3 separate regions of the Homo sapiens genome follow, and regions 2 and 3 are each linked to region 1. The links are chromatin contacts, found by Hi-C or POLR2A ChIA-PET in ENCODE. All regions are on one chromosome and are shown on one strand. Each heading gives the region's core, a stretch centred on a gene start or an enhancer-like site at or near the end of the contact. The rest is flanking DNA. Distances are from core to core; before and after follow the strand shown. Region 1 holds the start of H2BC26 (H2B clustered histone 26). Region 2 holds the start of SRP9 (signal recognition particle 9). Region 3 holds the start of ARV1 (ARV1 fatty acid homeostasis modulator).

Evidence for each region. A loop is a pair of places that touch in the nucleus more often than their neighbours do. ChIA-PET counts read pairs that join two places held with the same protein, here RNA polymerase II (POLR2A). Pooled maps may share reads with other maps.
Region 2: a loop to region 1 is called in a map of naive thymus-derived CD4-positive, alpha-beta T cell, with 8 times the contacts of the local background. The contact joins the promoter of SRP9 here to the promoter of H2BC26 in region 1. A Hi-C loop is called at or near these places in 1 of 168 maps with a recorded cell type or tissue (naive thymus-derived CD4-positive, alpha-beta T cell) and 5 of 50 pooled maps. POLR2A ChIA-PET finds 5 or more read pairs at or near these places in 1 of 52 experiments (activated T-cell).
Region 3: a map of CD8-positive, alpha-beta T cell shows a loop between it and region 1 (21-fold over the local background). The contact joins the promoter of ARV1 here to the promoter of H2BC26 in region 1. A Hi-C loop is called at or near these places in 1 of 168 maps with a recorded cell type or tissue (CD8-positive, alpha-beta T cell) and 8 of 50 pooled maps. POLR2A ChIA-PET finds 5 or more read pairs at or near these places in 1 of 52 experiments (naive thymus-derived CD8-positive, alpha-beta T cell).

The regions. Positions count from the first base shown.
Region 1 is chr1:228,455,142-228,459,352 of GRCh38, reverse strand. H2BC26 (H2B clustered histone 26) reads right to left here and starts at 1,250. Exons shown (of 1, transcript NM_175055.3): 1 at 795-1,250. The coding sequence starts at 1,223. The coding sequence ends at 843. It overlaps H2AC25 (H2A clustered histone 25), which reads left to right and starts at 1,480. Exons shown (of 1, transcript NM_033445.3): 1 at 1,480-1,989. The coding sequence starts at 1,536. The coding sequence ends at 1,928. RefSeq lists enhancers at 54-103, 185-770, 771-1,357.
Region 2 is chr1:225,775,525-225,779,735 of GRCh38, reverse strand. SRP9 (signal recognition particle 9) reads right to left here and starts at 1,910. Exons shown (of 3, transcript NM_003133.6): 1 at 1,724-1,910. The coding sequence starts at 1,795. RefSeq lists enhancers at 1,571-1,940, 2,191-2,410, 2,157-2,917.
Region 3 is chr1:230,976,988-230,981,198 of GRCh38, reverse strand. It overlaps ARV1 (ARV1 fatty acid homeostasis modulator), which reads right to left and starts at 2,105. Exons shown (of 6, transcript NM_022786.3): 1 at 1,920-2,105. The coding sequence starts at 2,093. TTC13 (tetratricopeptide repeat domain 13) reads left to right here and starts at 2,338. Exons shown (of 23, transcript NM_024525.5): 1 at 2,338-2,639. The coding sequence starts at 2,369. RefSeq lists an enhancer at 1,874-2,173 and silencers at 2,454-2,713, 2,734-3,023.

The DNA of each region.
Region 1 (4,211 bases), core at 1-2,500:
TCTTGCGCCACGTCTGGCCTCGCCCATGGGGGGCGGGTAGGGTTGGGGAGGTTGGCACAGGGTCTTTTGGGGGGAGGTGACCCGCACTCCTCACCTGCACGGCGCACGCCAACCTCATTTGGACCCGGTCCTGAACCGGGCGCAAGCGCTCAACATCCAGGAATGCACCACTTGCTTATAAAAGACATTTGGGGCCAGGTGCGGTGGTTCACGCCTGTAATCCCAGCACTTTGGGAGGCAGAGGCGGATGGATCACCAGGTCAGAAGATCGAGACTATCCTGGCCAACATGGTGAAACCCCGTCTCTACTAAAAATACAAAAAATTAGCCAGGCGTGGTGGGGCGTGCCTGTAATCCCAGCTACTCGTAAGGCTGAGGCAGGAGAATCGCTTGAACCCAGGAGGCGGAGGTTGCAGTGAGCCCAGATTGCGCCACTGCACGCCAGCCTAGAGACAGAGCGAGACTTCTTCTAGAAAAAAAAAAAAAAAAAAAGAAAGAAAGAAAAAAAAAAGAAATCTCGTCGTGAGTTAATAGCTCTGCGCGGAGGGAGGGGATGGAGAGGGGGTCCTTGATCGCCTCCCAACATTACTGAGCTACATCACCTGAGCAGTTTCTACCCCGATTTCTGTAACGAGCAGTTTTTCTCGTTCTGTGCCGGCGCGCGCGCGCACACACACACACACACACACACACACACGGCTCAGATTCGGCCGCACCCGGCAACCGCTAGGGTGCATGGAGACACATTAGGTTACATAACCCTTCACCGTGTTCGAAACCCTTTCTTGATCGTGTGGGTGGCTCTGAAAAGAGCCTTTGGGTTCAGGACGCCGAGGAACGCCTCACTTGGAGCTGGTGTACTTGGTGACAGCCTTGGTGCCCTCGGACACGGCGTGCTTGGCCAGCTCGCCGGGCAGCAGCAGGCGAACGGCCGTCTGCACTTCGCGGGACGTGATGGTGGAGCGCTTGTTGTAGTGTGCCAGGCGGGAGGCCTCGCTGGCGATGCGCTCGAAGATGTCATTGACGAAGGAGTTCATGATGCCCATGGCCTTGGACGAGATGCCGGTGTCGGGGTGCACCTGCTTCAGCACCTTGTACACGTAGATAGAATAGCTCTCCTTGCGGCCGCGCTTGCGCTTCTTGCCGTCCTTCTTCTGTGCCTTGGTGACAGCCTTTTTAGAACCCTTCTTGGGCGCAGGAGCCGATTTGGACGGGTCTGGCATGATGGCTGAGTCTCTCCAAACAGAAACGCGCGGCGCTCGGAGTAACTCTATTTGTACGTTTTGTATTCAAATGAAGGCTCAGGATTTGCTCACTTCTGATTGGATCAAACGTTGTTCTACGTCATCGCTGGGAAAGGAATACGCAAATTAGGAGTGCCAGGTTCTTTTTCTGATTGGCTACCATAGCCATCCAATCGAACGCCGCGGTCTAGCCTACCTCTGTACCATACATAAGGGCTCGCTGGCCTTCACTGCCCTCTTGTTTTTAGTCTCGCTTTTCGGTTGCCGTTGTCTTTTTTCCTTGACTCGGAAATGTCCGGTCGTGGTAAGCAGGGTGGCAAGGCGCGCGCCAAGGCTAAGTCGCGCTCGTCGCGCGCGGGGCTGCAGTTCCCCGTGGGCCGCGTGCACCGGTTGCTCCGCAAGGGCAACTATTCGGAGCGCGTGGGCGCCGGCGCCCCGGTCTATCTGGCCGCGGTGCTCGAGTACTTGACTGCCGAGATCCTGGAGCTTGCCGGCAACGCGGCGCGCGACAACAAGAAGACGCGCATCATCCCGCGCCACCTGCAGCTGGCCATCCGCAACGACGAGGAGCTCAACAAGCTGCTGGGCCGCGTGACCATCGCGCAGGGTGGCGTCCTGCCCAACATCCAGGCCGTACTGCTGCCCAAGAAGACGGAGAGCCACCACAAGGCCAAGGGCAAGTGAGGCCGCCCGCCGCCCCCGGGGCCCCTTTGATGGACATAAAGGCTCTTTTCAGAGCCACCTACTATCTCGAGAAAAGAGCCGCACTGATCCTGCAGTTCTTTATAGGCCGGAGGCCTGATCACCCTAGGCTCATGAATGAGCGCAGTGGCCATGGGGAAGGGCGCAACGGGAACCGAGACCCTGGGGACTGATTGGGCTGCATACTTGCGAGGTGGGCAACGTGTTCTGTTAACAACAGGGAACCCTCGTCCACAGGTGGCCACCCCTTGCTCTTGAGTCCCACCCAAAACCTCTAGTAGGGTTTTAATAACGCTCACCGTAAAGGTGTCTTCATAATTACTAGTGACAAGTTCTCTTGACTCTAGCAAGGTTCCCGTGTGGTCATCAAGTACAGAATGCAATTTCTTAATGATTTATCTGATATTAAAAGTATTTATGATCTCTAAGTAGTTTGCACTTTAATTCTGAAGAGTAAGTCTATGGATTTCTATTTAAATTGCTAAGTTTTAACAATGTGAGCTCCACCAGTGTTAAGATTTAATTTATTTGGCTGGGAATTCTAAAGGTCATGAGGAAAGTTTCAGTACTTAAAAGGAACCAGATTAGTAGATGCTGAAAGGTATAAACCTTTTAAGAAGACTTAATTTGGAATAGGATAATTATTTAAAGGAATTTAGTTTGTTTAATTCGGGTTGGTCAAACATTAATCAAAGATCCCCTTAAATTGATTGCTAAAATTGGAGAACAAAATAATTTGTACACTGTTTTTGAAAAGGAAAACTAAATTTGCGAGTTAAGCAAATTTAAAATGAGTATTGTTAGAACCAGATGAATGATGATACATGTGGACTTTAGGAAAATAACGGTTTGTAACTACATTTTTCCTTATAAAATGGAGGGTTTAAGAGCGTCGGAGACCTCCAGGCAAATTAACTGAAATGGCTGTGTTAATAGCCCCTAAATCCTGGAGGAGAGAGGTTCATTGATTTAATCCACGATAATCCCTTAAAAAATGTTTGCCACAAAATCAGAGCTCAGAAAGTGTTATTCTTCTGTTGTTATCTGTACAGTTTTCATTAATCTATTTCTCAAAATATGGATAATTCCTACTTTGTTTTTATTTTTTCTTTAATCCCCAAAGTGCTAGTATTTAGTTAATTGACACCTAACAATTGCATATTATATGGGGTACATAGTGATACTTTGAATACATTTATTATCAGATCAGGGTAATTAGCAATTATTAAGTATTTATTGTAATAATAAATACAGGCCAGTAAAATTATTCAGGAATATTATATAATTTATATTTACCCTACTAAAATTGGGTCTACTCAAGTCAGGGCTTCCTGGACACCAGCTAACCACAAATCTGCATGTCTTTAGAAAATATCCCAGTGCTATGAAACTATTTGAACCAAAAATTGGTAAGCAGCTGCTCCAACAGTGTGGATCTAAACAGCACAATATTCACAGTGTGTATCACGAGTGGGCACCATTTCAGTAAAACAAAACTGCAAGGACTGGCCAGGAGAGGGTGTAGCCTTCCAGAGATCTTTTCATTATTTTTCTTGTGAAAGCCTTCATTTTCAGTTGAAATTTATCTTTATGTATTTATATCTATGTAGGTCACTCTATCTCTTCAAATACCCTTTAGTGGTATTTAAGGTTTTTGCAGGGTCTGGGGACTTAGGTGTTTCAACTATCACCATGGATTTCCAGATTTTGTAAAAGGTGCTCAAATGGGGTGAAGGGGGAGGCAGCGTGGTGGGAGGGCTACTTTGGGGTAGCACTGCATTTGTTATCTCTGAGGCTATGGTGTTTCACAGACAGTAACGAGCCACACAAGCTATTTAATTTTCAGATAATTAAAATTTAATACAAAGATGTAGTTCCTCAGTCACCCTAACCACATGTAGCCAGTGGATGCCATGTTAGCACAGATACAGAATGTTTCCAGCATCACAGAAAGTTGCACTGGACAGCTCTGGTCTAAGATCTGGTTCTTTATCGGGTTATCTGATTCAGAAATGTAGTAAATTATCCAGTGCTGCCTGCTTTGGTAAGAGAAAACTCATTAGACTCTTTTCTTATTTTTTATTTTTTTAAGACAAAGCCATGCCCTGTGTCCCAGGCTGGAGTGCAGTGGCGTGATCTCGGCTCACTGGAACTTCTGCCTACCGGGTTCAAGTGATTCTTCTGCCTCAGCCTCCCAAGTAGCTGGGATTACAGGTGCCTGCCACCATGCCGAGCTATTTTTTTTTTTTGAGATGGAATTTAGCA
Region 2 (4,211 bases), core at 661-3,160, 2.7 Mb after region 1:
CAAATTACTCAATTTAAAAAATACAATTTCCATCATTTATTATTGTATCATTTTATTGTAAAAAATAGAAGTATGTTTTACAGCTTGTTACTTAGCTAGGTCTTTCTGTGGGTCTAATACTATTTTTAATCATAATTATCAACATTTCTTGCTGCACACTTTAAACTTATATGCACTATAAACTGTATGTGGCATTGGAGTTACAGGTTACCAGCTCACTGCATACACTTAAAACATAATTCATATTACTTAATGATCATCAATAGTTTCACACAGTAAATCCTGAGCCCTGGGCTGGGCGCAGTGGCTCACACCTGTAATCCCAACACTTTGGGAGGCCAACGCGGGTGGATCACGAGGTCAGGAGTTCCAGACCAGCCTGGCCAAGATGGTGAAACCCCGCCTCTATTAAAAATACAAAAAATTAGCCAGGTGTGGTGGCAGGCGCCTGTAAACCTAGCTACTCGGGAAGCTGAGGCAGGAGAACCGTTTGAACCCAGGAAGTGGAGGTTGCAGCGAGCTGAGATTGAGCCATTGCACTCCAGTCCGGGCGACAGTGCGAGATTTCGTCTCAAAAAAAATAAAACTATTGAAAAAAAAAAAAAAAGATCCTGAGCCCCGGTTTTCCGAGATTTTATCTGCTTTTAATTTTCTTTCTTCTCCGAGGGATACAGTCACAATACACTGGATCTATAATACCCTCCAATAATACCAGCTCCTTAAGGGTTGAACGGAATCTCATTCACCTTTGTGTCTCCCACAGAACCTAATTTAACTTGGGGTCAGTAACACGAGAGTGGGAAATGAATGCAGCATAAAAGAGATAACTGAGTTACAACAAACACAAAACAAAAGAAGCATCATACATAACCAGGTCTGAGGTTTTCAGTATAAAATCCCTTCAATATGCTGAGTTCTAAAAAGAAGCAGAACTTTTAATTAACACGAAGATGCTTCAAATAATTCTTAGACATGACAATAAAATAACCAAAACCTCAAGAGACGAAAAGTAAGACCCGAATGCTAAACTCCCATCACTTGGACTCCTTTGCTTTTTAATAATGAGCTAACCTCTGACATCCACCTCCATTATAATTTTTGTGGGGGCTAAGAATGTATTTCAGAGGTCCATGAATCCCTTAAAATTGTTTGCAAACATTTACTTATACATTTACTTATACCATTTTTCTGAGGAAAGGTGCAAATATTATTCTTATGGTCCCAAAGCCTGTGACTCCCAAAATACTAAGAACCAATATTCTGGGGGGTACAGATGCTTCCAAATTGGAATCTTTCAAGAATGTCTGAGCGGTAGTAGAAAAAACATCATCAGTTTTATATACATGAGGTACCCTTACCGCCTAGGCGGTACAGGAAAAGTGAACCAAGACAAAGGACAGGAAGCTGCAGGGGGAGGAGCCCTGGCTTCAGGGACTCGTAAAACAACCGAAGCCATAAAGGAAGCTGAGGGACTGGGGCGGGAAGATCGATTGCAGAAATGTTTAGGGCTGAGATGAACCTGGCTGTTGCCAGCTTCAGGGCCTCACTGGGCCGCTAGATCAGGGAAGAAGGGGACGAGAGAGCAGAACATTAACTTGGCAGGGTCCATTTGTGTTCATTCCCAGCACCTCCTGGGAGCGCTGGGGAAGCTCCAGGGGCCGAGTGGATGGCGGGAAGACATCCTGGGCTGGGGCCCAAAGCAGCGGCCCCGCCAGCGATTTACCTTCATAGGGTCAGCGAGGTAAAGCTTCTCGGCAGCGCGGCTGAACTCCTCCCAGGTCTGGTACTGCGGCATCGTGGCCTAGAGTGGAAAAGTAAAGAGAAGCAAGGCCTCAGAACCCGGCCCAACAAACTACCTACGTCCGGGAGTCGCCAACCGACGCGAGTCCCAGCAGCCCCAAGATGGCGGCGCCTCCTCGCACCAACGCCTCGCTCCATTGGACAGCCCCGTCCATGCTCGCCCAATGGGCAGGAGGGATGTTGTCAGGGAGTGGGCGGAGCCCAGGGCGTGTGGCTCGAGAGCTGAGCGAGACAAGCGGAGGGCACGGCAACCAATGCCGGCTGCCACAGCGCCCCCGGTAGGGCTGAATGAGTGGCGTCCGTCCCGTGGCCCTCAGGGCTGAACCGCAGCTGCCTTCAACAAAGATTAAGCGGCTCTGCGATAGTCGCTGCATATACGAGGAAGGAGGCGACAGGGCCCAGCTGTCACACAGCTTGGTGAAGAAGCCAGGAGACATAAACACAAGAGTGCAACGGAAAACTTTATATGATAAACATTTATGTCGGGTTAGTGGAGCGCGAAGGAAGAAGGATCTCTTGTGGGTGGGGGGAGACTCACAGAAGCGGTGCAAGCTCAACAGGTAGGCAAGGAAGGGCAGAACACGTAGGCCCATTTTAGATCTGCAGTGTATGTCAGATGACTGGTGTTTAGGAGATGAGGAAGAAGCCATATTATCACTTCTGCAAGGATAAAAAATCTGATCCTCCAAGCAGGAGGATCGCTTGAGCCCGGGAGTCCGAGGCTGCAGTGAGCCATGATCGCGCTACGCACCCAGCCTGGGCTTCAGAGGAAGACGCTGGCGCAAAAGTAAATAAATAAAGAAGATGGCCTGCAGGGGACACCAGGTAAAGGGTATTATATTTTGAGATGGAAAGATTTTGTGCATGTTTATAACTTTTAGAGAAGGACACATAAGAGATAGAAAAATAAAAAATACAAGAGAAAGAAGAAAGCGAGGTCTCGGGAAATATGAAGGGGAAGACCAAAGGCCCAGATGAATAAAAACAGGTGCATTATTGCCTTTGATGGGGTGAGGAGGAGGGAAAAGTCGGGTGAGGGTATAGGTGAGCATGTAGATACGAGGGCAAGAAGGTACATTTTCTTGTCACCTAAGACAGGAGACCACCTTCGTAAATAGGAAGGGTGGTTTTGGATCTTTGAGGAAGCAAGGATGGGTTTGGATCCTTGAGGAGAAGGTTTGGAAAAGCCATTGTGAGAAATGAATAAGGAAGCCTATTAGAAAAAAACAGGTGGGAAGCGGTGGTGCACACCTGCAATCCCAGCACTCTGGGAGGCTGAGGTGGGCAGATCACTTGAAGTCAGGAGTTCAAGACCACCCTGGTCAACATCGTGAAACCCCATCTCTACTAAAAATAAAAAAATTAGTTGGGCTTGGTCGTGGGTGCCTGTAATCCCAGCTACTCTACTCGGGAGGCTGAGGTAGGAGAATCTCTTGAACCCAGGAGATGGAGGATGTAGTGAGCCAAGATCGCATATCACTGCACTCCAGCCTGGGCAACAGAGCAAGACTCTGTCTCTAAAACAACAACAACAACAACAACAAAAAAAGAAACTCAAAAGCAATATGTCAAGTAGAGTAAAAAGCTGAAACTGGAGATCATATCTGGGAATAGCCCCAATTAGGGTCTGTCTCCAGCAACACCCAGAAGCTTGGATTTTGGACTGGAAAAGACAGATATTAGGGATTTATAGGGTACATGAGGAAGAAGAACAAAGGGTCAAGAATGTTGTAGGTGGTACTGGCAAGAGAATGATTGAAATGATAAATTATGGGATCCATGCTAGATAGCTGGTAATTAATTGAGTCAAAAGAGAGAAGTTAAGGAACCAGGATTAAAGGAAATCTGAATTCAATATAGCAGGAAATAAGTTTTAGTCAGATTGGATATTGGGGTTTAACATTTTAGAGTAGCAATAGTCCCTGGTGAGGCTGGATTTATAGTTGGGTTGTCCACACAAAGTCAAAGTCTTCTATGAGTAAGAAAAGGAATAAGATGAAGGAGAAGGCTATGAGCCAGGGACCCAAATCCTCATTTAATGAGACACGTGTGTGTGTGTGTGTGTGTGTGTGTGTGTGTTGAGGGAAGCTATAAAGAGCAATGAGCAGAGGCAGAGAGGGCAGAGTTGGGCAGAATGACCCCCAGGTGTAGGGGTTTTTCCCTGAAGATGAAAACAATGGAAGTTAAGACAATGCCAACTTTGCCTTCTGTCACAAGGAACATAAGAGATCAGTTTCAATTCAATTCAGCAAAAAGTAAAACAAGTGTCCACCCTGGACAAACACCAGGAGCTGGGCTAGGCATTAGAGACCCAGCAGTGAACAAGACAGGCCCAGTCCCTGCCTCATAGAGCTCACAGTTATGGAGAGAATGACAGTAAAGAACAGATCTCCATTGTGAGGGTCCCCATC
Region 3 (4,211 bases), core at 856-3,355, 2.5 Mb before region 1:
AAAGAGGCACGATGACTATGCGTTGGAATACACCATGATTAAGAGGTAAGGGAGGTGAAGCAAAAGCAGAAAGGAGATTGAGGGGTAACAGCCAGTGAAGTAAGAAGACAATAAGAAGAGCACTGAATCCTGGGAAGCGCACACAGCATTTCAAGGAGGAGGAAGTAATGAGGTAAAATGCTGCTGATCATTAACTGAGAATCGACTACTGGATTTAGCAAAGTGGAAGTGGTGATCTTAACAAGAACAGTTTCTAATGAAATGCGGGTGGGAATGTGACTAAAGCAGGTTCAAGAGAAACTAGGAAAGGAAATAGACAGTACAAACATATCTTAGAAGGTCTGCTTTCTAATTAAGAAGAAAAAGAGCAGAAGCTAAAGGGGGAAGTGGCAGCAAGTGTATTTTGTTGGTGGTGTTGGTTTTTTTTTTTTTTTTGATGGAAGAAGTAACAGTATGCATGCTGGTGGGAATGATCCAGCAGAAGGCAGAAGAAGACAGTACAGTAAAGAAATAACAAATGCTAGTATTGGGTTTATGTTGTTGCAAACCTGGTGGAAGTTCTCTTCTGTTTTCGCAGTGGCTCATGCCTGTAACCCCAGCACTTTGGGAGGCCGAGGTGGGTGGATCATTTGAGGTCAGTTCAAGACCAGCCTGGTCAACATGGTGAAACCTGGTCTCTACTAAAAATACAAAAATTAGCCCGGCGTGGTGGTGCAGGCCTGTAATCCCAGCTACTTGGGAGGCTGAGGCAGGAGAATTGCTTGAACTTGGGAGGCAGAGGTTTTAGTGAGCTGAGAGTGCCCCACTGCACTCCAGCCTGGGTGACAGAGGGAAACTCTATCTCAAAAAGAAAGAAAGAAAGAAAAAAAAAACCGAAATAAGATTGCCAGAAATCATGAAAGGCCTATATGAGGTTAATCGTCACAAATTTGTTTTTCCCCAGCAACGTACTGCTGCATGGGTACAGGGACAAGACCAGGCAATATGTTGGATTTAACAAGGGTTGACATTTTGACAAAAGAGGGAAAGTACTTGAGAGAGGAACAGGAAATTGAGGTTGTATGCATCAGAACGTTATGTGGTTGGCAGATTATACAGGTATACACTCAGTTTGTCAATTCTCTTGTATATTACTACAGACCATAATTTACTAAAGAGATTAGAAAATCACAAGATCTGAAATGGGACAAAAATGTACTGTCTATTCTGTGACAGGTTCTTTGCTAATTAATACCCCCAAAGAACCTCCAACTTTGTAGACTCTTTAAACATAAGATTATTCTCTCTGCCGTAAAATAAAGAAGGGAAAGAGTAGCAGGAGACTCCATAGGGCCTTATAAGCCAGTTCAGGGATTCGGGCCTTAACTCTGAGATGGAAAATCATCAGAAAGTTCAAGGTATTCTACGAACACCTTGAAATGAGAATTTTTACTTCCTCACTTTTGGGTTTTGTACCACCAACGTCTAGCATAGTGCTTTGTACACCGTAGACATCCAATAACGACAATTGATGAAACCTTTAAAAAGCATCGTAGGTGAATTCAACATGGGTTGTGGAGGGTAAGGATGGTACCATCTCTCTGTCAAAGGGAGAAGAGCTAGAAGGAAGTAGCTTTGGCATGAACCAAAATGTCAACCTAATTGATCTTTAAATTTCTCTGCAAAATGCCCACATCTACCTCTGTCTGTCGGTCCGGTCCGTTCGCCGGCTTAGGTCATATCACCCAAATATGCCCCAGTATGAGAAAAGCGCTGTCGGGTAGCTGAGTTCTCTATCAGTACAGATATTCATGCAAAGATCCCGGGCGGGAATGTCAACTACCGAACTAAAGACTGTATCAGAGGACCCTGCTCCTCGCGGTCCCCAAATCCCGCCGCGCCATTTTCTTCTCAAGGGCACCCCACACCTGACAACTCACACAGATGGTTATCTTCAGCACACCGTGGTTATAGTCTCGGTACAACTCTTTGGCCTCCTGGTTGCATTCGATGCACCTGTACTGGCAGGAGGCCGAGGCAGCAGTAGGAGTCGCTGCCACCCCATCCACGTTCCCCTTCCCCTGCTGCAGGCCGCTCCGCCCGCCGTTGCCCATTTCCACTCAACTGCAGTCCAGAACTTCCGATTCTGTGGAGGGTAAGACGTCAGACGCCAGACCGGAAGACTTGCGCCGCGCGGGCTTATTGGGATTCGTAGTCCCGGCACCGGCAAGGCGGCCCCGGGCTGGCCGAGCTGGGACTACCATTCCCAGCACACAATGCTTCTCCCCTTGTCCCGCCCCCTTGCCACGGTCCACCTGCCCGCCGTAGGTTAGAGGCGGGGAGGCCTGAGAGCCGGGCAAGGGCTGTCGCGCATGCGCCTTGAGGGAAGATGGCACCTGCCGGCTGCTGCTGCTGCTGCTGCTTCTGGGGCGGCGCTGTGGCCGCCGCGGGCGCCGCCCGGCGTGTCCTGCTGCTGCTGCTGCTGGGGGTCCTGTCCGCCGGGCTGCGGCCAGGCGCCCTGGCCACCGAGCACTACTCGCCGCTCTCCCTGCTCAAGCAGGAGCTGCAGCACCGGCAGCAGCAGGAGGCCCCGGCGGGCGGCGGCGGCTGCAGCCCGCAGTCCGGGGACTGGGGGGACCAGTACTCTGCCGAGTGCGGCGGTGAGTGGGCGGCGGCGGGCGTCCGAGTCGGCCGGGGCGGCGGGGCAGCGGGGCTGGGGTCCCGGGCCGGGGTACGGGTCGCCCGGGCCTCACGCCTCCGGCTGCGGCGCGCGATCCGCGGGAGCCGGCTCGGCCAGGGGTCCTGGCGGGCAGCTTCCCGCCGCTGCCACCCACGCCGCCGCGCGCCCTCCTGCAGCCGCCTTTGGGCAGGGCGGCGAGTCGAGAAATGAGCTGACAGCATGCTCCTGGGGCCAGGGCGGCCTCTCTCCTGAGTCTGAAGCAACTGTTGGAAGGGTGGCGGAGGAGATGGCAGGTGGCCCGGGGCAGCCCTGTTCCCGCCGCCGGCCTCCCGAGGATGCCGAAGGGGCGAGGGAGGGGCGGGCGGACGAGCAACCAGCCCGGCGGCTTGCGGAGCCCGCCCCCGGAGGGAGACGCCTGGCACATCTTAGGCCTGGAAATCAGGCTTCCTGACCTCCCGGGTTAATGTCTCGTATACAACAGTTCCTAAAAATTGGATCCCTGGAATGGAAAAAAAGAGCAAGCCCATCTTATCTGCTCGTTGACATCTTGCTTCCAGTTGTTTAAGATCAACCTGCGATCTGTCAGGTGTCTCCCAGAGGGAAAAAAGGCCCCTGCAGGCCTTGAGCCTGTGTGTCAGTGCCGTGTGTGTATTGGAGCTACGCCAGCTCATTCATTAAGAATGGGCGCTATTGGCTTCAGTTTAATAAATCATAGCAGATGCCTCTGGGACAAAATACGTGTGTACATTTTTTTGTTTTGAAGTTCTGTCGTGGGTCTTTTTACCCATCAATCTCCTCCCTTTCTCTTTCCCCCTTCTCTATGTGAGTTCCCTTATGGCTTGCTTTGGGAAGGACCGGGGTCTACCGAACCCACTGGGAGATGGTTGCTTTTAAGACTTGGCAGTGGTTTTCTTCGGCATTGTGTACCTGGGAAAACAATACCTTTTTTTTTTAGTTGAGATGAGACGTCAAGATTAGCACAATCTGATTTCCTTTTAGTACAGTCTGACTTCCTTGAGGAAGTGTCACTCACTGAGAGGTTTGTGACTTTTTTATTTTGCGGTAGGCCTTAGCTGGTAACGGCGTAAGTAACACGGCCAGCCTTGCACGGTGGAGAAAGAATGGCATTTACTTACCTCTGTCACTTTCTGTATCTCTGAGCAAGTGAATTACCTGTCTTTGTAAAATGCCTCCTCTGTAAGTGGAAAACACTGTTCACCTAATTGTGGGGTTTTATTTTCCTCACGAGGGTGCTGTGAGGGAAATGAGAAGTAGCCGACATATATTGAGTGCTTGCTGTATGCCAGGTGCTGTTATAAGTGCTTTAGGTCTATGAGCCTAGTATATTAGTCTATCAGAAAAACAATAACCACCTCATTAGATGGTGGCTCATTTTCTCAGATGAACAAACTGAAACATAGTGAAATTGTCATCTTCTTGAGATCCCACAGCTGCCAAAGGAGGAACCCATGAAGTCGGGCTCCAGACAAAGCCTTTGTCCTAACCATTAAGTGGTTGTAGGTAGGCAAACCACATCTGAAGTATTTACTTG